Regions from separate parts of the Mus musculus genome. Here regions 2, 3 and 4 are each linked to region 1. Evidence: chromatin loops called from intact Hi-C (ENCODE). Cell type or tissue: gastrocnemius. All regions are shown on one strand. Region 1 overlaps Csgalnact1 (chondroitin sulfate N-acetylgalactosaminyltransferase 1). Region 2 holds the start of Ints10 (integrator complex subunit 10). Region 3 overlaps Csgalnact1 (chondroitin sulfate N-acetylgalactosaminyltransferase 1). Region 4 has its middle 21 kb from the start of Gm33103.

Region 1 (8,000 bases):
GTTTCCAGGGCCCTTTGATTTTGCTCACTATCTCCTGGAGGACGCTAATGTCAGAGATCTCCATTTCTCACATAGATCCTCTGCTTGGTCTGAGACTTTGGTAGTCCTGGTAGTACCAAAGCCCTCTGATGTAACCAATTCAATGTGTTTGCATCTCATTCTAGTAAACGTTCTACAAAACTGGTCTGAGGTTGTGAATATTTCAGTGAGCAGGAACCAGAGAGATCATTTGCTGAAAACACAGTCAGCGTCACCATACACGGAGCCAACAGAATCCCGGGATGAGACTCTTCTTTCATCTCTCCCTCACCAGTCAGATACTTTGTTGCTCTTTGTTGCATCTACTTCTTCAGCAACTGCCAAAGGCAAAAAAAATTAAATGTCTATGCTAATCTGTGCCTAGGAGATCATGTCTTTTTACTGCTGGCTTTCTGCTTCTGTTTGCGAAGATGAGCCTCTATTTCATGCCGGAAGACAAGCATCCCCAGCTGCCCATGGGATGCTTCATTCATAGCCTTTGATTGCATGCACATCTTGTACTGCTCAGGGGTCAGTTCATCCATACAGTGCTTTTCATGCCACAGGTGGAAAAGTCCCCGTACAGGTGTGCGGACCACTATGAGGTTGCTATGGAGATATTTCCGGTACAGGTGCACATCTTCACCACCCCAGCCTTTGATGTCCAGGTCAAATCCACCTGTGGGGACAGAACATGCTATTGAATTTTGTGGCGTGCACTCGACTGCTAGGGACTTTTCATCAAGAGACATTGTGGGAGTGGCTGGGAAGATAGTTCAATTGGTGAAATGTTTTGTGGTGTAGGCATGAGAAACTGAGTTCTGACACACATTAAAGTTTCTTTTTAAAGCCAAGAGCGGACCACTGAAAGGCTAGCATGTACTTTGAATTCCAGCACCAGGAAGGTAAGGATAGGTAGATGACCAGGGCTTGCTGGCCACACATCTTAACCTGCTTGACAAGTTCCAGACCATTGGGAGACTCTGTCTCAAAATTAAAATATGGATGGGTGGGTGGGCAAACACCCTCATAGAAGCAGGGGTGAGGGAAGAGGGTTTTTTGGGGGGGGGCAGGAAAGGGGATAACATTTGAAATGTAAATAAAATATCCAATAAAAGAAATGTGGATGACACCTGAGGAATATTTGATTTTTGCCTCCTGGCTTCCTCCTGATCCCCATATACACAATAAAGAGGTATTTATGCGAGGTGCTATTTGAAGCTCCATCCATCCAAATTGCCCATGCCCATCTGGGCTAGAGACTTTGCATGGATGTGGACAATAGGAATGATCTTCGTGGCAGATCATGCGAACTTCTTCATGTAACAAGACATTGGGCAGGATTCTAAGAACTGGACTGCTTGCAAAAGCCATCAGTAGTACTAGTGAATAGCCCTGGCCCGGGATTAAAACTTCAAGGCACCCTTCTTTTTGAACATGACACCTTGCCATTTAAATCCTGTATTTCTTTCTGGGTATGGCTTCCTTCTGCCACTGCAAGCAGAATAAACCTTAGGGCTTGTGGGGTAAAGGAGTTAAAAATGGGGGTTTGCAATAGGAAAAAAAAACCACTCCCATAAAAGAACTCTCCCTTTCCTCGGTTACAACAGTCCTGAACATTCATGTGTACCCTTCCCCATAGGCTGCTGGCTCAGTTTAAATGGGTGTACTTCTGGGGCTTTCTCCCAGAAAACTCTGATCTCTTTGGACATTGACCTCCTTCCCCTGGTGTCTCACTGTGGGGAAGGAACATGCCCTTCGATTTGCTTTCCTTTCTGCTTAGCCAGGGTCTCATGTGGCTTGGACTGGCTACAAATTCACTGTGTAGCCAAGGCTGCCTTCGTCTCCCAAGTGCTCGGATTGCAGGTGTTTGTCCCCATGCCAGAAGCTGCTTTTTCCCTTAACCGAAAGCCTATCAGGCCCCAGGGAGAGCCAAAGAAGAACCAGCCGTTCCCTTATTTGTTCTGCATTTACCTGCGTGTTTTACCCAGCCAGCTCTTATGAGAAATAGCCATGCCAAGACCATACTCAGCACCCTGTCCCAGACATTTTATGTAGCCTCTTTACCCCTGCCTGCACACCCCAGCTACAGTGCTCTGGTCAGGGCCAACTCAAACCAGAAAAATTCAGAACCAGAAATCGCAGCCAAGCCACCCCAGGCTGTGTCTCTGAGTGACGGTGGCACACGCGGGAGAGATCCCATGTCTGGCACTACTGCATGTGGATGACGTTTCCTAGCATGGTTGCTGTTAAGTTGTCAACTTTTAGGATGTTGTTTTGTTTTGTTTCTGAGTCAAGGTCTTGAGTAGAGCCCAGGCTGGCCTTGAATTTGCATTTCTACGGCCTCTGCTGGGATTAGAAGAATGAGCTTACAGACAGAATGCCTGCCTGAACTTTGGGGTATTTAAAACCTTAAATGAAGTAGAGTCATAACAAAACAAGCTAGAATCTAGTAAGGGTTTGCCTTGCTGACCTAAATTTATTATTGTCTTCAGCTTCTCGCATTAAATCCGGGGTCATAAGGAAGACACATGCAAATAAGGACATGATTGCAAAGAATAGGGGACTCTGAAGCTCTGAGGTCATGGCAGCGGCCCCTGGAGGCCTCCCCAGGTCACTGTGATCCTCTCCTTAGGTGTAGTGACATTTATCTTCATAGAACCCAATGTAATACTAATCCAAATTTAATAAACATAGGCGTCATCACCCCATTAAATCATCTTCCTCTGTACAGGGCAAGGGAACAATAGCTTCTTGAAATAGAAATTATTATTTTTTAAATGAGTATCATTTCAGGGAATCTGACATGCATATTACCACTTAGGAATAGTTCCCAGAGTGATGGTAAAGGACACCTGCTGTCTCTACCAGGCAGCTGTCTTGATAGACTGGCACCATGCTGTTCTGCTGCCTCCTAGGGGATAAGTTGTTTCATATTTATTTTCATCTTAATATGGTTATTTCTATGGAGTCCCAAGGTCACTGCACTCCACAGAACAAAACAAACCCAGGCCTGACTCCTGCTGCTTGACTTCCAGATGGGAAGCCTCAGAGCAGGCTTGGGGGAGGCATGTGGAAGAGAGAAGGATGTGGTACCTGAGAGGCCTGCAGAGGAGTGTCCCATTGCTTCCCATACACAAGTGCTTCCCTGGCCCCTCCGAGCCCAAGTCAAGGTTTTGGACTTATTCCTTCTTGCTCTAGCCATGTGGAATCCAGCCCACTCTCACCTTCCATTTGCTGTGAAGTCCCAGGAGTCCCCTTTCCCTCTAAGCACTTTGGCCTGTTCTGCTGAAACCCATGGCCTTTCTTTCTGAGTTTTGGATTCCTGTAGGTAGGCTCACATGCATTTGAAATGGGTTCTTGTAAGCTTCCATGTGTGTGCCTGTGTACATTTTTATGTGTATGTATTTATACATGTATATGATATGTGTATATGCATGCATATGTTTATATGCATGCGTGTCTGAATATATGTGTGTGCATGTATCTATGTGAATAAGTGTGTTTATATGTTTCTCTGTGTGTCTGTGTATGTGTGTCATTGAGAACATTTGTATACACATGTCTACATCTCTGTGTTTATGCATATCTGTGTGTCTGTATGTGTGGACATGTTCACACATGGGTGTTCATGTTGACAGCAATTGTATACTCAGAGCTTAAAGTGGCAAATGGGACTTTAAATAAGGATCATCAGAGTAAAAAACACCGATCCTCTTTGTATGTGTTTTCTCTGATTGCCTTCCTTTTCCTCATCACTTTGCTGGAGGCTCACAATGTTCATCATAGTGGATTCCACAGCAAGAACCCACAGAGGAGGAGGCACCACACCGAACTTGCTTGAATATTGTCATTGTAAAACCTTGGGTGGTACTGGGTACATCTGAGAGGGGTTGGTGCATATGACAGGGTCCCAGATGTTGCCTCCTGTGACCTGGGGAGCAGCACTGTTTGTGGCAACACCTTTACCAGGAGAACCTGGTCTGTGGGACAGTGGCCTCCAGGTGGCAGTAGACACGAAGTTTTATCTCACCTATGTTGATGAAGTCTGACCGGTACTGACATGTCATCCCAAATCCAAAGTCCCTCCAAAATCCTGTTTCCTTCTTTATGACCTGCAAGGAAGAAACTGTCAGGGAGAGTATCTAAAAGCGCTTTTCACACACTTAGATGAGCAGAGCCAAAAACCAGGCAAGATGGGAGTGGGAGTGTGTTCCTGCATGTGAGCATGCGCATGCCAAATGAAATTGCAATAAGCTAACTAAGTCCAAAGTGGAGCCTTGTGATTTTGGGCACCTCTGGCTAGGTTGTTTCTAGGGTGTAGGCATGACAACATGCACATGCACTCTCTCACACAACAAAAAAAACAACCTCAGAGAGCAAGTTTTTTCAGTGGAGCCATGGAAAAGCCACCCACGTCTGGCCTGGTCCCAGTGCCAGGGAGAAGTGAGGTCAGGCCTGTCACACAGGCCTGGGCACAGAGCCAGCAAAGGGCTCAGGAAGTTGAGAAGAGGCCCCGGGAACAGCTTGGAATTCACAGGCCAACAACAGAGAAAGAGAAGAAATACCCAAGAGAGACCCCAGTTGTTCCTGCCCCCCTGGCTCCCACTACCACTGGCTGGCAGAGGAGAGGGTAGGGCTAACAGATGAAGCTACTCCAGAAAGCTCGTGCGGGAAGTGCCAGCCCACCATGACTGCAAAAAAACAGAGCAACACAGCTCTGCTAGGTTTCTTCCTTTGGAGAAAAATTCCAACAAATTTGCTGAAGCTACAATACATAAACAATAATAGAGGTTGCCATGTGCACACACACACACACACACACATGCACACACACACACACACACACACATACACGCACTTACACATACCCAGACCCACATCCACATGCACAGATGCAGGCACACACACATTTGTCAAAAGTAATTCTGAGAATGGAGTTGAAATCCTTATAGGTACTTTCCCCCATGATCCTTGTAGTTCCTATAGGTGCTTAGAAGGCAGGAAATCACCTCCTTAGACAAGGGAAAGAGAGGCCTTAGGAGGGTCTGTAGTACTGATACAAGGCTTTGGGTGTTGTTCATGTGTAACAGCTCATGAGAGGAGGAGCAGTCTTGTTCCAGCTCCACCACTGGCCACTTTTTTTTTTCTTAACTTTTCATTGATTCTTTGTGAGTTTCACATTATGTCCCCGAGTTCCACTCATCTCCCAGACCTTTCGTATCTGCCCTCTGTCCTCTGCCCTAGCAATGCCCACCCCTGCACACAAAAGAAAATAAAAAACAAAACTAGACAAAACAAAGCATAGAAAATATCTTGTTATGGAAATGGTAATGTGTCCCACAGTATACCCTTGAGTTCACAGTTTTCCTTGTAAATGCACATTGTAAGGAGTCATTAGTCTGGTTTGAGGCCAACCATCAATACTGCACCCTCACCTGGATTTCTCTTGGTTCTCCTGTTGTTGCCCTGTGCCATGGAGATCCTGCAGCTTTGCATCTGTAGGACTTACCCTTCCCCATGCTCAAGCACATGAGGTAGATTTTGGTGTAGACCAAGTCAAAGCCCTGGGTGTGGGCCTTCATGGTAGCTGAGTTGGTCGTCCCACCAGCTCTCCTGTACCTACACTTCCTATGTAAGCTCTCTAGCACTGGTCTGAATAGCTCACCCAATGCTGTAGCCCACAGAGGGCAGGGTCAACTCTCCTACTCTCATGCCCTTGGGGCCAGGTTACCAGCACCCAAGCCACCAGAGCCAACTCTGTGCTGCCCAGTCAAGGTGCGGGACCTGATCTTCTGAGTGGTGCAGCTCATGAGGGGAAGGACCAGCTCTCCCACTTTCATGACCCCAGGGTACTGGCCACTTTTTTTTTTTTTTTTTTTTTTTTTAATTCTCAGACAGACCTCTTCATTTCAAGGCTCCATTCTCTTTCCTATCTGATGAAGAACTGAGAATCATAAATCATAGTTAAAGAGTTCTCCAGGTCATGTATTATGTTGCTATTATTCCATGTTCTAGAACCTTCCCACAGCCTAAATTATATCCAATAAATGTCTTGCAAAAGAGGTAATGAATCATAAACATTCTTTTATCAAGAGCTCAATAGTGCACGGTCTATGTCAGGCTATGAACGCAAGAATTTGATCATGATGATGCTCCGTAACATTCTGTCCTGAAGTTGGGGGGACTCAGGAAGTCCCACCTACCACTGTCGGAGGATTTGTGTGCAGTTAATAGTTGCTGGGGTGAGAAAAAGAGATCTCTACCAGTGGTGTCGGGTGGTGTAGGCACTGGTAAGGTACAGACAGTGCTGCAAATAATGCCCCACCCGTGCCCCTGCAGGCAACCCTGGTGAAACTTATCAGGTCACCAAACAAAACAACAGATGTGGCAGCAGAATTAAAAGTTTGGGAAGACTGCATAAGGCAGGAAAATCTGGAGATTCAAGATGGAAACTGAGTAGATTTTTAAATGGATTTTGTTCCTTCTCTATTAGGTAAAATGTTCTATCGCAGTCAACAGCTCAACATCTCTGGTCCAAATTTCTAAATATCTCACAGACATGAGGTAGAAGAGAAGCACCAGTATCCAAACTTCAGATATTTGGCTGGACTCTACATAGGATTTACGAGACAGCTCCATGCTGGAAGAACCATCAGGCAGAACTGAGGAGGAAGCGGAAGACCCTCCTGAGAAGCAGCTGCCATAAAATGTTGGGGTGGGTCAAGGTTGTGCTGAAGGACATAGCTGGAAGGGTGATACCCACATGGAGTGGTGTGATAGGAACATACCTATTTATGCCCCAGGGACTGCATTATAAAAACAGTTACTTAGTTGGTTTGAAAGCTGGTAAGCCACAGAAAGTCACACTGGGAAGAAGTGCTGAAATATAGGCTTTTGTGGAAATGACATGGTTGCGCCACAGCGTGTAATTTCAGGGCAAGATGGATTTCACTTATTAGAAGGTCTACCACCACAGCTGGACCAAGTTACTGACTGGACCAAGTCACTGACTGGACCAAGTTACTGACTGGAATGCTACCCTTGGGGAGCAGCCTGGCAGAAAAAAAACTCTAGAGTTCCCTTCTGATGGGATGGCATCATATTATTGCTGAAGACTCTACAAAAGGCACAGAGGGCTTCCATTCCACTACCTAGGCCTGCCTGCTTCCTCCTCCTCCTCTTCCTCCTCTTCCTCCTCCTCTTCCTCCTCTTCCTCCTCCTCGTCTCATCCTCTTCAACCCTCTACATCAGTGGTTCTCAACCTTCCTAATTTTTCAACCCTTTAATACAGTTCTTCATGTTGTATTGACTCCCAATCATAAGATTATTTTTATTGCTACTTCACAACTGCAATTTTACTACTGTTGTGAATCATCATGTAAATATCTGTGCTTTCTGATGGCTTTAGGTGACCCTGTGAAAATGTTTCTCAACTCCAAAAGGTTGACAACCTACAAGTTGAGAATTGCTGTTCTACACAGTCTTGTTTCTTGACTCCCCCAAACTCCCCAAACTCCCCAAACTCCCCAACTCCCCAGGCTCACAGGCATCCAAGATATCCCTACAGGCTCTGCTTGGTCACCTGTCCCTTGCTCACCATTGCTCAGAGCGGTCACCCTGACTCTCTGGGCCAATGCCAATACAATTGCTAGTACCCATTTTCTCTCTATACTGCGACCCTGGCTTAACATCTCTGTAATATGAGCAGTTCTCTGAAATGTGAAATGAGCTCATGGATATATTTGTTTCTCAGTTTGTTGCCTTCACCTACCACCCTTAGAGAATAGCAGTAAGGAACTTAGTCCCCTGTGTCTCCAGCACCTAGAACACTACTGGCCACACAGCTGTGCAATTAATAAATACTTCTTCAGTGAAAGGAGAAGGAGCACTTCTAAGGTAACCATGACTCCTGGCTTCAAGTGGAAATAAAAATGGCTTCTAGTGAGAGACACTTGATAGCAAGTATCTCATCAAAAGCA
Region 2 (8,000 bases), 430 kb after region 1:
ACTTCATGGTGGGAAGCATGGAGGCAGTCATGGTGCTAGACAAGAGCTGAGAACTCTACATCTGATCCACAGGTTTCAGGAAGAGAGAGCTCTTTGGCCTTCTTTGAAACCTCAAAGCCCACTCCCAGTGATATACTTTCTCCAACAAAGCCATATCTCCTAATCCTTTCAAATAGCACCACCCCCTGGTGATCAAAGATTCAAATCTATGAGCCTATGGGGGCCATTCTCATTAAAAACACCACATTACATTCCTGGCCATATCTGACGGTAGCCAATTTCAAATGTCCTCATACTCTATCACAGTCTCAAGACTGCTTAAAAGTCCAAAGTTCAAGGTCTCTTCTGAAACTCAAGGCAACCTCTTTAACTGTTACCTCTGTAAAATCAAAATCAAAGAGCAAATCATGTACTTCCAGCATTCAGCAGCATACAATACTCATTGTTATTCCAAAGGGGAGAAAAAGGAGCAAAGTAAGGAAATACTGGACCAAAGCAAGACAGAAAAACATCAGGGCAAAAAAATTCTGCATCTCCACGTCTGATGGCAAAGTGGTCTTCAGATCTCCAACTCCTTCCAGCTTCATTGACAGCCATATACTTCTCTCTCTTGGCCTGTTTCCACATGCTGTTATCAGTCCTCCTTGACAGGTATCCCATTACTCTGGCATCTCCAACATCTTCTTTCCAATGAAATCTAGACTTCAGTTACACAGCTTCTTATGATGGTCTCTCTGGGCCTCCATGTAGGGACACTCCTGACATGTGCCTGGCCTCAGTGGCTTTCCTTTCCACAGGAGGATATTTCACAAACACCTTTCTTTCATACTTGACTCTGATAGAACCTAGTGGGGAAACCCCCACTCAATTCCCAATTCGGTGTGCACCCAAAGAATCACGAAAAGGCCTTGATGTAATTACACGGGGTAGTTTAATGACGGAGCTCCGGACCGACATGCATCCCACACAGGAGATAATGGATGTTAGCCACGAGGCTCAGAAGCTAGGGTTTTTTATGGGGTAAGGGGCTTAGGGGTGTGGAATTCAGCATAGCAACACACTATTGACTTATTCAAACATCAGCAGAAAAATTACATGTACGTGCAGGGTGTCAGAGTTCTGTGAGTTGTTGACTCAGTTTAGATAGCCCTGTTATGTCCTCACATTCCTCTTATCTTTATGGTCAAGATGTTCCCAGGAATGTTTTAACTGTGGAGTATTCCCGGGTTTGTTTTTCTTTATTCTCAGCCCCAGGCAGCCTCTAGGCTCACAAACAACCAGCAATTTCTGAGTACTTTGTATGACTTACAGGTCTTGAAATTTCATCTTTCTTTCAACTCTAAAGCCAAAACTTTGTTGTCAAAGCTGACAAGGTCTCGATCTTGCTAGGGGTAGAACTTGACCTCCTTCTTCAGATACATACATTTTCACCAGTTTTCTGGTTTTGATGTTTACTTAGCTGCTTAAGCTTTTCTTTAATTTTAAATTTAATTTCCCACAATTGGAAGCTCAGCTGGGTAGAGTCTTGCCTGGAAGTCACCATTCCCTTTATTTCATTTAGCATTAGGCCTTTCTTTAAACTTCTTAATCTCCTTGGGCACTAAACTTAGCTCCATTACACTTTTTGGTGCTCGTTTCCTCCTCAAACTGTACATTTTATATTATTTCTTTCGCAGCTTTCTCTTTTTCATTATAGATCTGTATAAGAGTGACTTCTAATAACACAACAGAGTCAATACTAAGCTGTCTTGAAATCTCCTCTCCCAACACCATTAATCTAAAACTCTCCAACTTAGCCTCAGATAGATTTATTTTTTCAGACAAGGGCAGAAAGCAGCTACATTCTTCACCAACAACTATCTTTAGTCTACTTACTAACATTCTTCTCTGAAGCCCCTTGAGCTCACCTGTCATAACGGGCATCTTTCAGCACTACTGCCTTTGGTGCTCCTTGTAGTATGTCCCATTAAAACCCAGTCAAAGTGTTCAACTGCTTTTCTAGTCCAAAGTTCGAACATTCCACCAACACGCAGTATGGTCAAGCCTGTCACAGCAATACCCAACTCCTGGCACCAACTTCTGTCTTAGTGTTCTATTGCTGTGAAGAGACACCAATGCCAAGGCCAACTCTTATAAAGGAAACATTTTAATTAGGGCTGGCTTACAGTTTCAGAGGTTTAGTCCACTGCCATCATGGCAAGGAGTATGGCAGCATGTAGATAAGCTGCTCAAGAAGTAGCTGAAAGTTCTACATCCTGATCTGCAGGCAGCAGGAAGAGTGAGACTCCAGCCAATGACACACCTCCTTCAAGAGGACCACACCCCCTAATTTTTTTCAAATAGTTCCATTCCCTGGTGACCAAGGATTCAAACCAATGAGCCTGTGGGGACCATTCTCATTCAAACCACCTGTGAATTTTCAGAACTCCTATTCCCTCTTTGGTCTCTCTCTCTCTCAGATTTATTTATTATTCTATGTAAGTATACTATAGTTGTCTTTAGACACACCAGGAGAGGGCACAGATCTCATTACGGATGGTTGTGAGCCACCATGTGGTTGCTGGGATTTGAACTCAGGACCTTCAGAAGAGCAGTCAGTGCTCTTAACTGTTGAGCCATCTTTCCAGCCCCTTTGGTTTCTCTTTTTTGTTCTTTGCCTTGTTTAGTCTGACACTGCCTACATAAACCAGGGTGGCTGAGCCATCTTTCCAGCCTCTTTGGTTTCTCTTTCTGTTCTTTGCCTTGGTTAGCCTGACACTGCCTAAATAAACCAGGGTGGCCTTGAAGTGACAGAGGTCCACCTGCCTCTGTTCCAAGTACTGGTATAAAAGGTTTGAGCCACTATGGCCAGCTAAATTTTCAGACTTCCTTTAAAAATTCAGGATAACCAAACTTGAGTTTGACATTTTTTGGTGTTTTACCTAAAACGACACCCCTCTGTCTCTGCACTTTTTGAATCAGCACACTAATTCACCACAAATTTTTACTACTTGTTTATAAATTATTCATTAGCAAGCCTGTATTTTTACATTTCTATAAATAAGATCGATATAAAACAATAAAGGAACTTAAAAGAAAGTTCATTCAAAGCTTAATATGAATGAGATGGTTTGGCCAGGTCTCACCTTGCCTTGGATGATATGTTCACGGTAGGGAAGCCACCTGAGCTTCTAGGATCACAGAACAAAAGAGAGCAACAGATCAATGCATTTGCCAGCATAGACATCGGGTAGCTGGGCTAGAGAAAGGTTGGGAAACCTCTTCCATAAAGACCAGGTATTATTTCATTCTTAACTTGAAGGTTACTGGAGCTTCAAGTCTTCCAGGCTTAAAGATCCCTCCTAAAAAGCTTATCTGGAAGAAGACAGTTAGGTCAGATATCAGAGATGATGTAGATGTTTATTGCCCCAAATAGTTTTGTTTCGTAGCCTATGTCCCTTCTCTTCACAAATAATCTTTGACATAAACAAAGCTTCATCCAAGAACTGCAATTCACTATTGTAATGTTTATATTCATATTTATTTTTAATATCTGTATTTTTTACTTAAATAAGTAAATTCCTAATTTCTTTGTTAAAGAAAAAAAAATTAATCAGAACAGGCACATGTCCTTAATTCCAGCACTTTGGAGATGGAAGTCAGGAATCAGGAGTTTAAGATCATCCTCGTATACTTGCCAAGTTTAAGGTCAGCTTGGGCCATGACCGAATGTCTCAAAGGAAAAAAGAAAAGAAAACCAGCTCTGAATTCTTCGATGTCCTGGTTTTAAGTGGCAAATGATGGCTACAGTTGATAGGAACTATATACAAACACCTATAAGAAATATATATATATACATGCACTTAGACGGAAAACCAAAGCTAGCAATTCACTTTCCGGACACTTCCAATTCAATAAATGAATATTGCCTTGTCAACAGAACAGGGGGACTGTTTTGTTATTGTGGTTGTTCAAATGCAAAACCAAAGCCAGGATTTCGGTACCGATTTATACTGCAGCTATTTTCCATTGTTCAAATGATCAAAGTTTTTTTGTTTTTTTTTTGTTTTTTTGTTTTTTTTTGTTTTTGTTTTTGTTTTTTTTTTTAACTCTTGCAGAGCAGGTGGTTCGGACATCCAGCCGAGCATCTTCTAAATGCTAATTTTTCCGTATAGGAGAAAAAGAATAAGATTCAGGCGAAATAATGCCTGGGGCAGGGGCAAAGATGTTGGCAAAGCTCAAAAGCAACAGGCGATCCAGGGTCTTTCCGCATGCGAGGGTGGGGTCGTCTTGCACAGTCCAGGCCCAGCCCTCCGCGACACTTCGAAACTACACCTTAACCCTGGGCACCAGGTTTATTTACACCGAAGGACCGCCGCTCCGTGTCTGAGCGTGTCGCGGACCTTCAAACCCGGGCTGGAATCAAAGGAGAACGCAAGAACCTGGAGCACAGGGTTGCCGACTCTGACGCTTACTCCCAGGCGGTCAGCGGCGCGCTACCATCGACGGATGGCAATCCGAGTAATGAAAATCCAGGTCTCCGTAGTTTCCATAGGACTCTACAGAACCTCTGCGGCCTGTGGTTGGCTGGTCTCTGGGCATGCGCAGTGGCCACCTGGGGGTTGGCGGCGCCCTAGTGTCGCCTACTGGAAGGGCAAAAACCCGGGACCATGTCGGCCCAGGGCGACTGTGAGTTTCTGGTGCAGCGAGCCCGGGAACTAGTGCCCCAGGACCTGTGGGCAGCCAAGGCATGGCTGATCACGGCCCGCAGCCTCTACCCGGCCGACTTCAACATCCAGGTGAGTCAGACCCGGCGCGTCCGCACGCGCGGAAGAGAGCGTTTGGCCGAGCCCAGTGGCCCTGGGCGCTTTGCGCGGCCGCTGTCCCCCTCCCCACGTTGCTCCTACCCTGCTCCACAGGACAGTTGACCAACCTTTTCCCCAGCACCTGCAAAGGCGGAAACCATACAGTAAATCCGGGTCTGGTTGATCCTGTACAGTGCATCTTTGCCACTAGGGCCCAGGGCATTCATTCATTGATCATGGTAGCAGCCATCTGTTCAGTTGCTGCTTCTTTGGGGACGTTTCTACTCCACTTGATCCTAGAAGCCCTGCAGATGGGGTGAATTCTGGGCCACCAGGCTCTCATTTCCCTTCGTGGGTGTTCTGGGTGAAGGCCCACCTCTGAGCAGTGCTGCAGGTGGGCTGGAGCTGGACCAGCTACCACCGTGGAAGCCGTTGACCCTGTCTGCCTTGTTTCAGTATGAAATGTACACCATCGAACGGAATGCCGAGAGGACTGCCACCGCAGGGAGGTTGCTGTATGACATGTGAGTTAACTGGGATCGTTCTGGGAGCTATTGTTGATATCTGAAGGGGTCCTCTTCAGATATGAACAATTGATAGTAGCAGTCGGGGCTCTGCAAGATCATCCTCTTCCCTGGTACCCAGAATTCAGGCCTTAATTGCCAACAGGCGTTCTACAGAGACGACTTTTTAATTCTTGTATTTTAATCCCCAAATTTGTAGCCAGTGATTTATCATAGGCTCATTACAAACATTCAGACAGCAATTGATAGAATGAAATGTGAAATCCCTTCTAACCCAGAGCTAAGTTTTGTGTGTCTCCATATGTATACATACATACACTGGGTAGCTGATAAAAGCGAGGCCATTCTACCCTGAAGTGTACTTTCATAACCCGCTGTTGTGGACCCTCTGGGTCTAGTCTATAGAGACAACTGATGTTCTTAATGGCCATGTATCATTTTCTGGGTGCATGGTTAATTTCCAATTTATTTATGTTTGGAATGTCAGTGAGTAATTCTGCACCCATATTTTGATGTTTTGTAGCTAAGGGATATGTACAATTCATCATCTATCAAATTACTCTTTAAAAAGGATAGCCTAAATATCTGTTTCCACAAATTATATATATGTATGTATATATATATATATATATATATATATATATATATATATATACATATATATTTATATGTGTATATATATGAATTGGCAGTTTTCCACATTTTTGCCAACCTGTATATGTTCATCTCCTCCACCACCACCACCCCTGTTTTTCCTTTTCTTCCTCATGAGACAGAGGAACCTCACTTTATTGGGCAGGGTAGTGTTGAACTCAGACCCACTTGTTCCTCTTTTCTTAGCTGGGACAGAGGCTATGCCGCCACACCCCACCTGTATCATGGGGAAAATGATATCTTACTATATCATTGTTTCTTTTTTTCCCCCGAGACAGGGTTTCTCTGTATAGCCCTGGCTGTCCTGGAACTCACTCTGTAGACCAGGCTGGCCTCGAACTCAGAAATCCGCCTGCCTCTGCCTCCCGAGTGCTGGGATTAAAGGCGTGCGCCACCACCGCCCGGCTACTATACTGCTGGTGCCCCTCATACGAGTGTCGCTGCGACTGTTCTCTTTGGTTATTTCTGGCCTGTGGTTTACCTTTGTGAGTTTTGTTCTTGTTTTTCTTGTTGTTTTTAATAGAGTGTTATTTTTTTCTGTTGCTGTGACTGATAGAAAGCAGCTCAGAAAGGAAGGGTGTGTCCTGACTCAGGTTTTAAGGATACAGTCCATCCTGGTGGGGAAGGCATAGCAACAGGAGCTGGAGCTGACTGGTCACAGTGTAAACGGGTGAATGCATGAAGGCTCTTGGCTTGCTTTTGTTTTCTCTTTCTGAGACCACGTCTTTTGTGTCCTCTAGATTGCTGTGGGTTCAGATTTATTAAAGTATCTGAGGCCAGGAAGTGGTGGCGCACACCTTTAATCCCAGCACTTGGGAGGCAGAGGGAGGTGGATTTCTGAGTTCGAGGCCAGCCTGGTCTACAGAGTGAGTTCCAGGATAGCCAGGGCTACACAGAGAAACCCTGTCTCGAGAAAAGAAAGAAAGAAAGAAAGAAAGAAAGAAAGAAAGAAAGAAAGAAAGAAAGAAAGAAAGAAAGAAAGAAAGAAAGAAAGAAAAGAGCCGCTCCCCCCCCCCCAAAAAAAAAGTATCTGAGGATGACCTTGAACCTCTGATCTCATGCCTTTATGTCTCAAACACTGTGACTACTGGCATTCACCGCCACACCTGTGCTGTAGAATACAGGATTGGAACCCAGGGCTTTGTGCATGATAAGCAATCAGTCTAACTGAGCTACATCTCCAGCCCCTCATTCACAACAATGTCTAAAGATTTTTATGAGTACTCTCAAATTTTTCAAACTGATAGATTATTTTTGTGTATTTCTATCCTTTGTTCAGACATATGTAATCATTCACCTAAAGAAAAATGGGTTTCTCTAAATGCTATTGTTCTTCCTTGTTTGAGTTTCACATCTTACTTTAATGCATTCATTTTAAAAACAGGTTTGTGAATTTCCCGGACCAGCCGGTGGTATGGAGAGAAATCAGCATCATCACGTCAGCATTGAGGAACGACTCACAAGATAAGCAGACCCAGTTCTTACGGAGTGAGTACAGTTCCGGTCTAATTATAAATGGCCACTTCTGGAATAGTGCGTCTGCCACAGGCATCTCAGTCACACCTGTCATAGTGAAACCCACTTTACTTTTTATTCTAGGCAATGAAAGTCCACAGTGATATTAACTGGTCCTTTTATCATTTACTTAGAACACTTTGTGCCTGTGTGATAGTCATCTGTCAATGAGATCAGAAGGTTGAGTGTATTTTGAACATATTTTACATATTTCTGATGATGAAAACGTCTATAGATAATGTCTTAGTTAGGGTTTTACTGCTATGAACAGACACCATGACCAAGGCAACTCTCATAAGGACAACATGTAATTGGGGCTGGCTTACAGGTTCAGAGATTCAGTCCATTATCATTAAGGTGGGAACATGGCAGCATCCAGGCAGACATGGTGCAGGAGGAGCTGAGAATTCTACATCTTCATCTGAAGGCTGCTAGCAGAATACTGGCTTCGGGTATTAAAACCAACACCCACAATGACACACCTACTCCAGCAAGACTACACCTCCTAATAGTGCCCCTCCCT
Region 3 (8,000 bases), 200 kb after region 1:
ATGACAGGGGCTCTTAAGCATAACAAGCAAACAAACAAACAAAAAAACCAAACCAAAACAAACAAACAAAAACTATGGAAATTTACCAGACTTGGGAAACTCAGAAATTTATAAAATTCACAATTCTCCCTCTATAAGGTTATGTAAACAGTAAGCAATTGCTAAGGGAGAGGCCTCTTCCACGGAAATGACTGCTACTTGTACAGGAAACCGCTAGGATGTAGCTTCTCTGAGTCATCACTCTTCCTGGCGTGGGCTTTTTGGTGATGTAGCTGCATACGAATCATCACAGTCCTGTATGTGACCTCTCACCCTTATCCCTGTAAGTCACTCCAGTAAACTCATTGGTTCACCAAGCAAGACTTGGGTGGAATCAGCTGTGTGTTCTATCATTGCAGTTTTACCTAGGATACATAGATGTTTATTTATGTCTTCCGAGAACGAAACACAACAAAGGTGTCAAGAAAACACAACGCAAGGAAACATGTTCAGGTATGAGTTAGCTAACCCTTCCCTAACTTTTCCATTCACCCTTCACTTGGCACCAATCAGGAGCCATAGCCTGGTTGGCAGAGCTAAGCAATGTTGATTCAGGATGCTTAGTTATGTGGGCTGCTGTAGAGGTTACCAGCTTCAAACAATCATAGTGAGGAGAGGAGGAATGAACAAAAGAAGGGATCAGAAGGTAGGAAAACAGACCAAGAGCATGAAGGTGTGAATAGGGGTATAGGCAGCACTCAGCGAAAAGAGCAATTCTCTTTCTTGACCGGAAGAAGGGAACTATGGGTATGGAACTTCAGATGCAGGAAATGCATCAGTGAGCTGCAGCAAGTACCAAGTGAGGATACGACTGTGGCAAGAATTAATTCACTGAGAAGAGACCACATTGGGGCAGGCTCTAGGATGAAGGTATGTAGGAGTTATGTATGGTTTGACTATGCAATGTCCCCATCAGCTCACGTGCTTGAACATTTGGTCACCAACTAGAGAGATTTGGGGAAGTTGTGGGACCTTTTGGTGTTAGAATCATGATTTAGATTCCTTAGGTGTAAGGGCTATGGGGTATAAACCTCTCAAGTTCCTGCCCCAGTTCTCTGCTTCTTGACTGCCTCTATGATATAACCATCCACTTCACACTCCTACAGCAACAGCCATAGCAGTTCCCACCAGCATAACCTCACCACACTGATAGATTGTATGCCCTGAACTATGTGCCAAAATCGATCTTTCCTCTCTTGCTTGTTTTTTTTGTTTGTTTGTTTGTTTGTTCTTTTGTTTTGTTTTGCTTTTGTTTTTCGAGACAGGGTTTCTCTGTATAGCCCTGGCTGTCCTGGAACTCACTCTGTAGACCAGGCTGGCCTCGAACTCAGAAATCCACCTGCCTCTGCCTCCTGAGTGCTGGGATTAAAGGCGTGCACCACCACGCCCAACAATCCTTCCTCTCTTAAGATGTTATTCCATCACCACAACAAGAAAAATATCACACAGGACACAAGGATATTTCTACTATAAAATGGGCATGGCCTAGTGCTATTAAATATCTGGAACGAGAATTAATGCCTTCCACATGGGATTGCATGATTAGCAGCCCCATGCTGTGTGGGGCACCTGCCCATCACTGCTGCCAGAGGTTCAAGTCTGAGTCAGCAAGAGTGAGGAGCAGCAGGTAACAACTCTCTCCAGCTAGTGCTTACCTGGCAGGCCTCCTGTTTCCTGGGCAAGATCTCCTGTCGTTGCACTAGGTTCCAACAGGATTATAACTGTTCTTCATAGCCAATGTATGAACTACAGCCTCCCCTCTTCTGTCCTGTCTTACTACCCAATAGCTTTAGAACTTAGACATTTGATTTCTCCCACATAGACTTTGATCAATTTCTGATTGCTTCCTGGCTAATTTTCACCCTGGACCCTTTCTGCTATCATCTCAAGACTTTTACAGTTACAGCACACGTGATTTTTAAATGGGGTGTTCTCTTTTACACCATCCAAGTTATTCTTGAAAACATTAAGCATCCTAAGACTCAAGGTGAGAGCCATTCTTGTGCTCTGAAGTTGGCCACCTGTTTTCACAGCCCTTTGACTTACTACTTAGAGAAGAACTTGTCAAGAAGCAATCTCCAGTTGTGTTCCTATTGCTCACTTTTGGCTGAGGTACTTACATGTTTTCTGCTGTCGACAACTCAAATGTGGTCCCTTTTAAAGCGCCACATTTTCTATCTTCCTAGTACAATAATGTAAAACTGACTCATGGATCTTAACTTACTCCTTTTATCTTAACCACAATAACAATGCTAGACCCCTGCCCCACCCCCATTATCAATAATACAAAAACATAAATAAAACCTCTGTTAAAATGTGTTAAGGAGGAAGCAGCACTTTTCAAAGACAAAAGTGTCTGCCAGGCACAGCTCTCCTGTCTTCATCCCTCTGTCTACTTTTTATTTGTATTTCTAGAGAAAACTGGAAGAAAAAAAAAGATTTCATTGCTGAAAACACGAAGTATGGGTACAATTTCCCATTCCCTTCCCAATGTTACTGATGTTGCGAAGGCTCCTGCTTATACTGAGGCAGAATCTCCTATCCCTCGATGGCCAGGACCTTGCTGGGTACATGTGGATGCCCCTGAACTCCTAATTCTCCTGCCTCCAGTTCTCAAGTTCTCGACTTAACTTCTTTAACATTAATCTTGCCAGTTGTATTTAAATATCTTATAGTAAAGAAACCCAAAATTATTGCTTACAAGAGCAAAACAAGCTGTCAGAAATACTACATTTATCCCAAAGCCTAAGCCAATAGTATATATTCATTAGGAAGCAATTCTCAAATAGTTCTAATGACCACCCCTAGGGATATTACAAAGGTGATTCATCTTCCCGAACCATTTTACTTTAACTTGATCAAAAATCACTGTACCCATTTGGCTAAAGAATGACTATTTCAGAAAGGTTAATATTCTGTCCCAGCTGTGTTCTCAATTTAGTGGTCAGTTAAGGTTTTTTGTGTGTTTTTTGTTTATTTGTTTGTTTAAAAAAAGCTCTTCTAGTTGTGCTATTGATTAATGCTCTAAAAAGACAAAAATACCAAAAGAGTATTGAAAGTGAAATAGAGATCACTGCCAGTGGATGAGGAGTTTCAAAGCAAACTAGTTGAGCTTCTTTAAAAAAAAATGATGCCTTTAAAAATAACTTTTTATTAATATAACTATTAAAGTAAAATGAACATATTCTGTAGATAGCTGGGATATCCCAGTAATGCGGAAGTTATATCCCAGTGTAAGGTTTGCTTTCTAAGTCACCTGCGACAAATAGATTCACTTATCTGCAAGAGTAAGTGCTACATAAATCCTTAAAGGCTAAAAATGATCTTGGCTTCTCTTATAATGGAAAAGGGAGTCTAAAATGCTAAGAGGAAAAGAAATGGGAGGCAACCCCTGTAAATTTCCATCCTTTAAATACAGTGAGATTTAATAACGGTAAAATGCATGTGATTTAGTATGTAACACACAACTCATCTGAACATATTATGCCCCCCAAAGTAGTAGAATATGCCCCTCTTCCTCTTTAATAAGTAAAACGCAAATTATTTTTTTGAAATGAAACCATCAATATCTAAAAGCACGAAAGCCCGGCTGAGAACAGAGGAAGGCAAAACACCGCACTTCCATGTGGAAAAGAACAAACCCAAACAAGCTAACCTCGGCAGAAAGAAAGGCGCACAGCTGTTCCGCTCGCACATCTGCTTCTGGTGGTGACTGCGCTGGAGTTGCACTTGGCTTCCAAGTCAGGGTCCAGAGGGAAAGTACCGCCCCCTTCTGCTAGCACCGTGTTCAGCTCAGCGCCACCACTGGAGGAAAAAAAATCCATGCAATGAAGTGTTAACAGTAAAAGAGAAAATTCCTCATTTGAGTTTTTCTGAAAAGGTTCACACGCTGCAAGGGTTCCCTCTGGGAATCTTACTACCAGTGACCACCACTGGCATTCGCAACACTAAGCCAGCCTGCTTCAGCCCTGGAGGAAAGCTTTGCTGGCAGGACTAGTGCCTGCCAAAGACGCTGGAGAAGACAGACTGGGTGCTTTTGATTGTCATCCGGCTCCCCACCCAAATCCCGAGATCCAGAACCCCTGCCCAGCCCCCTCTCTGTACATCTTGCCCTCGCTAAAGGATGGTGGGGTGAGTTACGGATGGACCCTACACTGTCCCAGCCCTTGACAAAACAGATGCTGTCAGCTGAGATACAAGCAGAATATGAAGATGTTCAGACCAAAGACTCCCCATAAGTAAGAAAGATTCTGGAGAGACACTAAGGTCCTCATGTGGAGCCTGTAATATACTGTTTTCAATGAACTAACATGGGGCTCACTTCCCCAAGAATTTTCCTTATTTTTATTCTGTCTGTCTCATAATTCAAGTAATGGACATAATATATCCGTTTGTGTGTGTGTATACACACTACATTTCCATTTCACATGCAGGAATGATTAAAAAGTCCAAGATGATTTCTACAAGGCCAAAGGAAAGATTGATAAGCCACTAAAGTCTACAGATGACTTGCTGCCCCCATCCCCACCCCAACCCCCCACCCTGTCTCCATAGGGACAGCCTGCCAGCAAGTGAGTTTGAAGGTTGTTTTCTGTTGTTGTGGGGGTTTTTGGGTTTTTTGTTTGTTTGTTTTTTGTTTTGTTTTTTTGTTTTGTTTTTGTTTTGTTTTTGGTTCTGGGTTTTGTTTTGTTTTGTTTTGCCTCACTGGCATTAACAAATCAGTGGAAATGTACACTGCTTTGCTATAGAAGTAGGGTCTGTTTTCTATCCACACTCTCTCACCCTGGTTTGCTCTGGTTTTAGCAGTGGAAGTGGGGTGTCATCTTCCTGGGAGGGGCAAGTCTCCAGACCTCCAACTTTGACTACTCCTGGCCGAGCTGCCTGCTTCCACACAGCTCTCCTAGCCCAACGCCCCCCGCCCCCCCACCAGCCTAATTAATCTATGTCTAAATGGAGCTGCAGTTGGCAGAGAGGCAGCAGTGTCAACGTGGAATAATCACTTGGACCTGAATCTCAGTTGTTTTCCATCCCTGACAACAAATAATGTTACTTCCCAGCCTGCAGGCCAAGAGCTGAAATGGGTTTATAATTTGCCTTCCAATCAATCTCTGAGTCTCTCTCAACCCCCTAAGTTTTCTCTTCTGTCTTTCAGCATGCAGGAAACAGCCTCGGAGACTCCATCAGGGGCAAGGTCTTTATTGATATCCTTAATGAATATTCTTTGCCTTCTAAGTAAAAAGGTGGAAATCTGCATAATCCCAAACCATGCTGGTTTACATAATGAAAACAAATAGACTGTCGGCTGGTAGCTCTGCAAGATCATTAATAAGCTCCGTCATTCTCTCACCCCAGTGGCTGGAACAGCAGCCTTCAGTCATTTCATATGCACCAAGTCATCCACATTCAGCCAGCCTAGACCCTGACACTAGGCAGGTTGGAATCAGAGGACAAACAGCTCAGCTTCTTCCTCCTTTCCTAGTAAAAGAACTCATTAAAACTCTGCTCCTGGGCTCTGGGAAGTGCATGGTCTCCTTACTAATCCCAAGCCTCTAGCTCCTCCAGAGAGGAATCCTCTCCAGCTAGTAAAGAAAAAAGCGCAATACAAGAATGCAGAGTCGCCAGCAAAACCAAGAGCAGTGACCAGGATAGAAACAAAACAGCATAGTGAAAATTCTCAGAAGATTAACTAAATATGCTAAAGAGAATGGGGTGTGTTCAGCCGGACACAGGCAATGAGCCCTCACCATACCATGGTACCGCTTAGGAAGCCATTCAATAGCCACAACACGCGCATTAATTTTTCCATTATTACAGAGGGGCAGAAGGAGGTTAAGAAATCTGCATGGCTAATATGTAGTAAAGCCAGGATTTTTTTTTCTTCCACAAAAAAAAAAAAAAAAAAAAAAAAACACTGAAAAGAAAAGCAAGCTTGCCTCTTTGTACTACTTGACCCTGTCCACATAGGCACTGGTTGTGATTTGAATGTGAAATGCTCCACCATAGGCTGACATATCTACATACTTAACCCCAGCTGTCAACTCTGTTTGGGAAGGTTGTGGAATTTTAGGAAGTAGGGCCTCACTTCCTAAAGTAGAGGAAATGTATCCCTTTGTGTAAGACTTGAAGATTTATGGCCCAACCCCAATTCCTGTTTATTCTGCTTTCTTAGTGTGGATAAAATGTGACCAACAAGCTGCTAGCTCCTGCCACCACTTTCCCTCTGCCCATCTACATGATCCCCTTCTATGATAAACTTTGGGAACTATAAACCCAAATCAACTCATGTCCCTTAAATTGCTTTTGCTAGGGTGTTTTATCCCAGTAACAAGAAATGAAACTAAGATACTAGTTTCTTATGTGGGTCTTTAGTAATGCAGGTGGGGTCCAAAGTAGCTGGAGAAAAGCATGAACCACTTAGATATTCCACCCGAATCTCTCACTGAGGCCTTGAGAACACAGTCTTCCCTTATTTGCCCCATCTTTCCCCATCCCCACCTCTCCAACAACTAAATAATAAATAAATAAATAAATAAATAAATAAATAAATAAATAAATAAATGAATGGATGGAGATCTCAATGACAAAAACAAATGTTTTCATAAGTCTTCCTAAATAACACAAAGAATATCACAGTATGGGAATGTGCCAAAAGTAAAATTAAAATCCAGTGAACACTTGAGAAGTATCAACACAGAGCTTTGCTTGTGGGATTCTGAAGGTAGCAAGGAAATTATCCCTTAGCCCTAATATGTTTGTTTTGTGTGAGTTCTCTTCCATATCATTTGTAGCCCACACTGTTTTTGACAGTTGAGCTCAGAGAGTGAGGATTAAGGAGGACCTGACGTGGCTTCACTTGTTTAAGTGGTGAGAAGATGGTGAAGAGAAAGGTGGTGTATCCTGTAGCCGCCAATGGCCACCGGTTACTGGGTTCCTAAAAGGAAAGCTGGGGATGGATGGGAAGGACAGTGAGGGAAATACGATGAGCCAAGACAAAGTTCTCTGATCAAGGCTCAACTTTAATTCTTTTTTTTTTTAAAGATTTTATTTATTTATATGTAAGTACACTGTAGCTGTCTTCAGACACTCCAGAAGAGGGAGTCAGATCTCAGATGGTTGTGAGCCACCATGTGGTTGCTGGGATTTGAACTGCGGACCTTCGGAAGAGCAGTCAGGTGCTCTTACCCACTGAGCCATCTCACCAGCCCTCAACTTTAATTCTTGAGTCTGATTTTTAAAGGGGGAAAACCCATTCCCCACTTTGCCAGGATCTCATCAGGAAGGCAAGCTCAGCTGCTCAGCAGGTGGTGGCTTCTTGAAGGCAGCTGCTGATGTGGCAGGACAATAGACTTCATCTAGGTCAGAAGACTCCACCCTAAGTGGGCTAGCCTACTGTGGCAAACAAGGTCTGATTCAGCCCACTCAAGTTTGAGGGGAGGGCACAGTCTCCCTGAGAAATCTAGAGAAAAACTGTACGTGTGGGTTTTAGACATTTTCTATCTGGGACTCTACAGATTGGGATATCCACTATCTCATTTATCCAAAGGAATAGAATTTGCCAACCATTCATTAGCACATTCTCTTCAAATAAACTAGTGTCTCAGATTTTGTTTGTTTGTTTGGTTGGCTTTTGGTGTTTTGTTTTGTTTTGTTACTGTGAAGAGACACCATGACCAAGGTAACACATAAAAGAAAACATTTAATTTGGGCTGGCTTACAGTTTCAAAAGTTCAGTCCATTATCATCATAGTGGGAAGCATGGCAGCATCCAGGCAGACATGGTGCTGGAAGAGTCAAGAGTTCTGCATCTTGATACAAAGGCAGCAGCAGGAGACTGTTCTCTGCAGGCATCCAGGAGAAAGGTCTTTTACCACCCTGGGCAGAACTTAAGCATAGGACCTCAAAGCCCACTCCCACAGTGATGTATTTCCTCCAGCAAGGTCACATCTCTTAATAATGCCACC
Region 4 (8,000 bases), 660 kb after region 1:
CTTAGCTATGTCAAAATCAAACCTTAAAGGCACTTATAAGAAAACAATACTGAAAGAGAGCACAGGGATCCAAACACCAGACTAACGTGGGGACAGGCTTTGAATAAACGGGCTATGGGAATGCCAAGGTTCCAGGAGGCAAAGCTTCCTTGAAACTCCCTGCCTCAGGACTGCTTCCAGGCTTTCAGGCCTGTAATGCGTGTCACTACTGGTGTGGATGTAGCAACTCCTAAATGTCACCAGTCATGGACCTTTACAATCTTCTTTCTTCTTGGCCTTTTGCTGTGTTCCTGGCCACTACTTCCCTGAACTGTCTTCTCTCTGTTTCCAACAGCCTCCATTTCCCCCTGATTTATCTCTACTGCTCTGTGTCATTCTGCTTTATGGCCTGTGCATCATACTGGTCTCTAACTTAAAATTTATTCTCTCCTGGACCAAAGGATCAATGATACCCACCACTCAAGAAGGAGGGAAGCCGTACAGTCTCACACTTCTTTCTGTTCCTCCCTTTGGGAAAACCTTGCTAATTAAGGTCACAGTCTACCATGACTAGATAGCTCCTCTGAGCTCCACAGAAAATGGAGGTCTCCCTTTACCAGCAAGGCTTCCCCTTTTCTAACCATGTCTGTGGATCTTGACTCCCCACACCCTTACCTGGGGAAGGTTGAGTAGTTCTTGGCAGACTTACAAACTTCCTCTTTTTCCCCTATAAGAATGTGCCCAGCAAGTACCTGAGATTCCCGGAAAGTCTCCATACAAATGAGGCATTCACAGAACTTTAAACTCTAGCCAATGATTTTCAGTTACCCTGAAAATTCCTTCCCACTCTCCAAGGTTGCTGTATACCCCGGTTCACCTCAAATAAAGTGTAGGCATACCAGCCCACCCCAAATATAGCTAAGTGAGATGTTTCACAGAAGACTGTCTATCAAAGAAGGCCTTCATCTTTAGAGAAGCACCGCTCCTCCCAGCAGGCCAGGAGATCCTAAAGCCCCACCCGTTCCAGACTGTGCTTCATCCTCCAAGCCAGTAGGGGGCATCTGACCACCCTAGAGGCAGGAAGCAGAGGATGAGGAAACCCAGCTGGACCCCCAAAAGGCACACCTTACCACACTCCCCCTATTCAGTTTATAATATTTTACAAATTCTGCCTTCTTTTGTTCATCCCCTCTCTTACCTGTTTATGTCCTTTCTTGGTATTTATACTAAAACACCTAGCTGGGAGGCATTAGAGTCTGCAGACAAGAGAGCCAGCCCTTGTGATTCTCAGGCATGCCATGCTGGGGACTGGGTCCAAGGCCCCACAGTAGCTGGCATCTGTGTTAATCCTTAGCCCATGTTACCACCAAGAACCATGTGGAAGTCCATGGCCTGAACCCAGGCTGTGCTGCCACCTGAACCTGAAAGAGTAGTAAACTCAGTGCTCCAAGGTATGCTAATCATAAAACAGATAGCGACATTCCTTCCTCCACCCACCCACTTCCTGGGTTCAAAGAGTGTTCATTGGAGGAAAGTCACCCTGACCCACCCTGACCATTGCTGGAACCCACTATGCAAAGGTGCTATTGCTAGGCACTCTTAGATTGTTAGGGGCTCTTAGAAACTGTCTTGAGAGATAACCTGACACTTGTGACTTTGTACTTCCTTGTGACTCTTAACTGGTATTTTTGGTATTTTCCAACAATGCCCTTCCCACCTCCTTGAGTTGTGGTTCCTTCCTTTAAATACCCCCTTACTCAGCTACTTGGGGCGCCACGGTCCTCTACCCCTGCGTGGTGTATGACCGTGGGCCCGAGAGCGCTCTTGAATAAAAATCCTCTTGCAATTTGCAGCAAGACCGTTTCTCGTTGGTGATTTTGGGGTGTCGCCTCTCCTGAGTCAGAACATGGGGGAGTCCTCACGTTGTGGGTCTTTCAAACCCATGTTGATATCCATGGTCCAAGAAGCTTCCAAGGGCCTTGTCTGGGTCTGCGGTCCTACTGCAGCAGAGGACCATGGTCCTGGTCTGGGCTACCTCCAGAAACTGTGAAAACCCATGACCCATGCTCCAGTTGACTGTGAAGAGCAAGGAGGCAACTTTTGCTGTCATATCTGTGACTCCAGATGCACAGCTGAGGGGGACACAGAAGGCTCCTGTGACAACTCCTACTCCCCCTCAACGACCCCCACCCCAACACAGCAACAAAAAGTAAGCCATCGAAACAGCCGTTTAAAAGTATGACAGAGATGCTGAACAGTAGTTCCATACAATTGATGGCTTCTAGCTGAGGTGTGGGATAGGACGGACTCAGTTTTATCTAAAGGGCAGGTCACGGAGAGTCTGACCATGCTTCAGTGAGTGTATGGATAGCACAAGGTAGGCTTGGTGTTCTTTCCTTCTTTCCTTCCTTCCTTCCTTCCTTCCTTCCTTTTTCTTCTTATTTTTATTTTTTACTTCTTTTGAGAGGAAAATCACAATAGGGTCAGACATGGAAAAACTGAGAAGAGATTGTGATTGGAATGCATGCTGTGAAACTCCCAGAGAGTCAATAAAAACATCATGGGGGGGGGGGAATAACACCTAGCTCGTCTTCCTGATCACACAGAGAAAGAACTTTATAAAAGCACAAAGTCAGGTGTGGTGGCTCGTGCCTATAATCCCGACACTAAGGAAGCTGAGGCAGGAGAATTGCTGTGAATTCAAGTTCAGCCTGGACTACATAGTGAATTTTATCTAAGCTATTGAATAGTGAGCTCTAGGCTCATTATTTTAGAACACCAAAAATACAATAGAAGTACAAACACTGCTACATTAAGACGAAAGTAAAACATTTAAGTCATCCAGGGAAGGTGGTTCCAGGGCTCCTCCTAGAACCTGGAACATCCCCTGGTGCTTAATTTCTTACATACAATAATAACCCCGTATAAACTGTATCCTCCTGTACTCTTTAAACTATCTCTAGATTATCAAGATACTTAATCAAGTATCAAGTCAACAGAATCCTGACTTGCTGAGGAGACAAGCCTCTAGACACGTCAGTGAGAGAGTTTCTAGATTAGGTTAATTGAAATGGGAAGACCCACCCTACAGGGCCCCGGCACCACTCCACAGCCTGTAACCCCAGGCTGCATACAAAGCAGGAAGCTAGCTGAGTGTCAGCGTTCCTCTCTGTTTTCTGACAGCAGATGTGATACACAAGCTGCCTCAAGCTCCTGCCACCATGACTTGCCCACCACGATGGCCTGTCCCCTCAAACTGAGACAAAGTAAACCCATCCTCCTTTGCTCTGCTCTTGTCACACTTGATAGCAGCAGCAGACAAGTAACTATATTATGTTCACAAGCACTTTTATTGACAGGGCTGTTGAGGTTTTGTCGTTTAATGTCTATTGCAATGCTAAGTGCAAGACCCCAAAACCTGGAGCATGCATGTGTAGCCCCTGTGACCCTGGCCCCAGTTAACTGTGATTAGTAAATAAAGATGCCAACAGCCAATGGGTAGAGGAGACATAGGTGGGGATGAGGTTTCAGAAGCCGTCATGGAAAAAGGAGAACGTGAAGGAGGGAGGAGAGCCGTGGAAAAACTGAGCCACAAGTATGTGGCTAGCCAATTGGAGCTAAGGGCAGCCCAGATAAACATATTAAGTAATAACTTGGGTTATCGATAGGAAGGTAGATTCTAACAGCATGGAGGGTGGGGTTGCTGCCCAGCTACTGTGCTGACTAAGGCTATTTAAAAATATAAAGGCTGTGTGTGTCTTTCATCCAGGGACATAAATGATCTAAGGCAGGGAAGAAGCCCCAGGCCACATTGCTAAATATTTTTAGTACACAGGGTTATGCCCTCAGCTCCGGTCTTGTTTTTCCAGCATGATAACACTATAAGAGCTTCACATGTCATAACGATGACGATGGAAATGAATGAATTAGTGAGTTAGTGAGTGTAAACTGAAGGAGAGAGATGGGCGAAGGCCAAGGCAGAGAACACAATAGCATACATAGATTAGGGAGTCATCCACTGAACTTAAATGATAGGATCTGGGAAACACTGGCTTGGCCCTGAGAAGCTAGAACTTACAGCAAGCAAACCACAGCGCCTGTGGCGGCTTGTATGCTCTAACCTGGAAGGTGCCAGATGAGTGATCAAAACAAGGCCACTTCATAAATTTCCCGCAGGCCTTTTGTCAAGTAACAGTTTCACAGCGTTGGTGAGGTGGGAGGTGTGAAGAGAGGAGCTAAAAATCCCTAAAACTTAAAAAAAAAAAAAAAAAATCCCTGAAATTGAGAAAGCAGTTGCCAAGTACACTCAACCGTGTGGTGAGGGCGCCACCTGGTGGATTTACACAGGATGAACAAAGACTGCCCAAGAATGTCAGCCCAGCCTCCTTCCAACGCTGAGTTCCAGACCTGCCTGATACAACAGAAAAATAATCCCGAACCCCTGAACCCTAGTGTAACTAAAACAACCCTGAATAACAAAAGAACCGATGGGGATTTTACTATCCCCAGTTTCAGGTTGTACTACAAAGCTATAGTAATAAAAATAGCATGATGTGGATACAAAAACAGACATGCTGACCCATGGAATCAAATTGAAGACCCAGACATAAATCTACAAGCCTATGGACAAAACTCAACTTCAAATGAATCAAAAACCTCAACATAAAACCAGATACACTGGACCTGACAGAAGAGGAAGTGGAAAGAGCTCGAGCTCATTAGCATAAGAAAAATCTCTCTTTGAACAGAAGACCGCCAGCACAGAAACTAAGATAAACAACAGATAAACAAGGAATACTTGGGAACCTAAGAAGTTTCTGCACTGCAAAGGACATCGTCATTCAGACAAAGTGTCAGCCGGTAAAATGGGAAAAGATTCTGTTACCAACCAGATATCTGATAGAGGATTAGTATACAAAAACCAAACTAGGTACCAAGAAAACAAACCAATTTTAAAATGGGGCACAGATCTAAACAGAAAATTCTCAAGAGGAAATTCAAAAAGCCTGACAAACTCTTAAAGAAATGTTCAACATTCCTTAGCCACCAGGAAATGCAAATCAAAACTATTCTGAGATTTCAAGATACACCTGTCAGAATGGCTAAGACCAATAAAAGAAGTGACAGCTCGCCGGGCGTGGTGGCACACGCCTTTAATCCAAGCACTTGGGAGGCAGAGGCAGGCGGATCTCTGAGTTGGAGGCCAGCCTGGTCTACAGAGTGAGTTCCAGGACAGCCAGGGCTACACAGAGAAACCCTGACTGGGGGGGGGGGGGGTGACAGCTCATGCTGGCAAGGATGTGGAGGAGAACACTTATCCATTGCTGGTGGGGGTGAAAATGTGTACACTCCCTGTGGAAATCAGTGTGGAGTTCCTCAGAAAGATGGGGATAGATAGATCTACCTCAACATCCAGCCCTATCGTTGGCATGTACCATACAGACACTTGCTCAACCATGTTCAGTAGTTCGTTGTTACTCTATTGATAGTAGCCAGAAACTGGAGGGAAAAAAGCTAGATGTCCCTCAACAAGAATGGATAAAGAAACTGTGGTACGTTTACACACTAGAGTATTACTTAGCTGTTTAAAAAAAAGACAACTTTTGTAGATAAATTGATGGAATAGAATAAATTATCCAGAGTGAGGTAACCTAGACCCAGAAAGACTAATATGGTATGTATTTGTTTATATGTGGGTATCAGCTGTTAAGTCAGTGATCACCAAGCTATACTCTGAAGAGCAACAGATAGATATAGGGTAAGGGAAAGGAAATAGAATATATAGTTATGGGTGGATGGGGGAGCCAGAATGGGAGAATAAAGAGAAGAAGTGAGAAGAGGAAGATGAGGGAGGGAACAGAATGAGAGGCAGCTAAATAAAGGGGCATTTGAGTGGTAATATGGAAAACTAACACAATAGAAACTACCTAAAATATATGCATATATGAAGGGATAGATAAGATCACCAAGTTATGGGGAGACAGAGTCTGAACTGGTTATCTCTTATCACCACATGAATCTTCCAATATTAGGATTGGGTTACATCTTATTGAGTTGTAGGCCAAGGAGTTTCATGGGAACCCCTCAAACAACCCAAGTCGTTGCTGAAACTATAGGTTGCTCTCCACAAAACTGAAGGGAAGGCCCTATTGCTGAAGACAATACCTACACAACCCATTGACTATGGAGAAGTAGAGGCAGTGCCTGCAAAGAGCCTTCACTCCTACATTCTAGCATCTTTGGAACACCAGAAGGGAAACATGAACATCATGCCGACCACAAACCTTTGATCTACAGTAGTGTCTTGCCTGCAACGTAAGTAGGGCAATGGTGGCACAAGGCTTATGGGAGTAACCAACCAATATAAGATTTGACTTAAGACCTACACCATGACATGGAAACTATACCCAACACTGCTTGGATGCAACAACCAGAGACTAGATTGCTTAGAGACCTAGGGTAAAACCAAATATTATTATTAAGGGGAAAAATGCAGCAATGAAATGACTCCTAATGACATTCTGCTATATTGATAGATTTGTGCCCTGCTCAGTTATCATCAGGGAAGCTTCCTCCTGCAACAGATAGAGAACGAGACAGGACAAAGACCCATAGCCAGACAGTATGAGAGTGAGTAACCTTGGAATGCTCAGCCCCAAGAGATTGTCTCTATCACATCCTCCCCTTGGGGCTCAGTAAACTCTCAGAGTAGGAAGCAGAAAGAGTGTAAGAGCCAGAAAGGATGGAGGACACCAAGAAAACAAGGCCCTCTAAATCAACAGGACCTTCACACATGAACTCACAGAGACTAAAGCCACAGCCACCGTGTACCAGCTCTTTCATCCAGCTGAGAAGAGAAGTGGATACAAGCCCCACTGGAACCCAGCAGCTGTCTCTAATTGATAACCACTTTGCAAATAAAAATAAAATTTGTTTCCTCGGAGGGAGTCTCACTGGGGAAACAAACCTCTCTTAAGGGTAGGCCCCATGGCCAGCAGTAGACGGCCGACACAAAACAACTCAGAAGCATCTTTGGAGGCTTCTTGTCTCGTAATGTCCTGATTAGGGCTTTTCCTCTTCTTCTTCTTCTTTTTTTTTTTTTAATTTTATCTTGTTTTTTATTTTTATTTTATTTTGTCTCCCCAACCCAGGTCCTTCGCATATATACTAGGTTTCCAGTTTATTGTTTTTGTTTTTTTTTTCTTATTGTTTTTGGTTTTTGAGGCAGTGTTTCTGTGTAGCCCTGGCTGTCCTGCAGCTCATATAGATTAGCTGGCTTCAAACTCAGAGATCTGCTTTACTCTGCCTCCTGTGTGCTGGGATTAAAAGTGTGTGCCACCACATCTGGCCAGTTTACTGGTTTTATGAGATTCTGAGTATGCAAATAACAAGTGGATCTATTTCTTATGCTTTTAATTTTTTTTGTGTGTGTGAAGAGCTCTTTTCTTCTGTTTTGTGTTTTGTCCTATTCCAATGTTAGCTTTGGTTTTATCTTATTATATTTTTTTACTATCCCTTAAAGGTCCCTTTGTTTTCTAATAAACAACAGAAATGGAATAGATCCAGCTGGGAAAGGAAGTGGGAAGGGCTGAGGAGGAGGAAGAAGAGGAAGAAGAGGAGGAGAGGAGGAGGAAGAAGAAGAGGAGGAGGAGGAGGAGAGAAAACTTTTATCAGGACACATTATGTGAGAAGATAATCTATTTTAAATAAAAAGGAAATGCCAAAATTAATTAATTAATTAATTAATTAATTAATTAATTAAAAACAAAAAATAAAAGTATATAATTCTCTGATTTTTCTTAAGCTTTCATCCTCTTTACATACATGCATGTGTGTATATGTCTGTATTTATTTTTCTATTGCTACTAGAACAAATCCTACAAACTCAGTGGCTTAAAACAATACATCTTTTTCAAAACTCTTACTGTTCTGTAGAATAGAAATCCAAAATAAATGTCGCTGGGCTAAAATCCACGAGATGGCAGGAGGCACTCTTCTGCAGGATCAGAGTTCTGAAGAAT

The links. A loop is a pair of places that touch in the nucleus more often than their neighbours do. Peaks named below come from ENCODE experiments on the same cell type or tissue, not always from the same donor. Only the 100,000 strongest peaks of a DNase experiment are listed, where the experiment ranks them.
Region 2: it touches region 1 in a loop (5-fold over the local background); 3 of 42 quality-filtered maps call a loop at or near these places.
Region 3: it touches region 1 in a loop (4-fold over the local background); 15 of 42 quality-filtered maps call a loop at or near these places.
Region 4: it touches region 1 in a loop (3-fold over the local background); 14 of 42 quality-filtered maps call a loop at or near these places.

The regions. Positions count from the first base shown.
Region 1 is chr8:68,358,017-68,366,016 of GRCm38, forward strand. It overlaps Csgalnact1 (chondroitin sulfate N-acetylgalactosaminyltransferase 1), which reads right to left. Exons shown (of 10, transcript NM_172753.5): 9 at 4,052-4,133; 10 at 1-697. The coding sequence ends at 408. Among named protein-coding and RNA genes, the nearest start is that of 1700125H03Rik, 6.4 kb to the right of the region's middle. In gastrocnemius, CTCF peaks have their summits at 2,915 and 3,996 (motif pointing right); DNase peaks (open chromatin) are centred at 1,914, 4,016 and 4,499; H3K4me3 peaks cover 565 bases; H3K27ac peaks cover 2,685 bases.
Region 2 is chr8:68,789,371-68,797,370 of GRCm38, forward strand. It overlaps Ints10 (integrator complex subunit 10), which reads left to right and starts at 4,559. Exons shown (of 17, transcript NM_027590.4): 1 at 4,559-4,778; 2 at 5,241-5,308; 3 at 7,347-7,450. The coding sequence starts at 4,650. In gastrocnemius, a CTCF peak has its summit at 4,629; DNase peaks (open chromatin) are centred at 4,541 and 5,149; H3K4me3 peaks cover 1,927 bases; H3K27ac peaks cover 1,409 bases.
Region 3 is chr8:68,553,278-68,561,277 of GRCm38, forward strand. Csgalnact1 (chondroitin sulfate N-acetylgalactosaminyltransferase 1) reads right to left here. Exons shown (of 10, transcript NM_172753.5): 3 at 3,695-3,843. Among named protein-coding and RNA genes, the nearest start is that of Csgalnact1, 180 kb to the right of the region's middle. In gastrocnemius, a CTCF peak has its summit at 3,822 (motif pointing left); DNase peaks (open chromatin) are centred at 3,799 and 4,954; H3K4me3 peaks cover 981 bases; H3K27ac peaks cover 1,360 bases.
Region 4 is chr8:69,019,288-69,027,287 of GRCm38, forward strand. No RefSeq gene overlaps it. Among named protein-coding and RNA genes, the nearest start is that of Gm33103, 21 kb to the left of the region's middle. In gastrocnemius, CTCF peaks have their summits at 1,027 (motif pointing right) and 4,317 (motif pointing left); a DNase peak (open chromatin) is centred at 4,302; H3K4me3 peaks cover 188 bases; H3K27ac peaks cover 2,088 bases.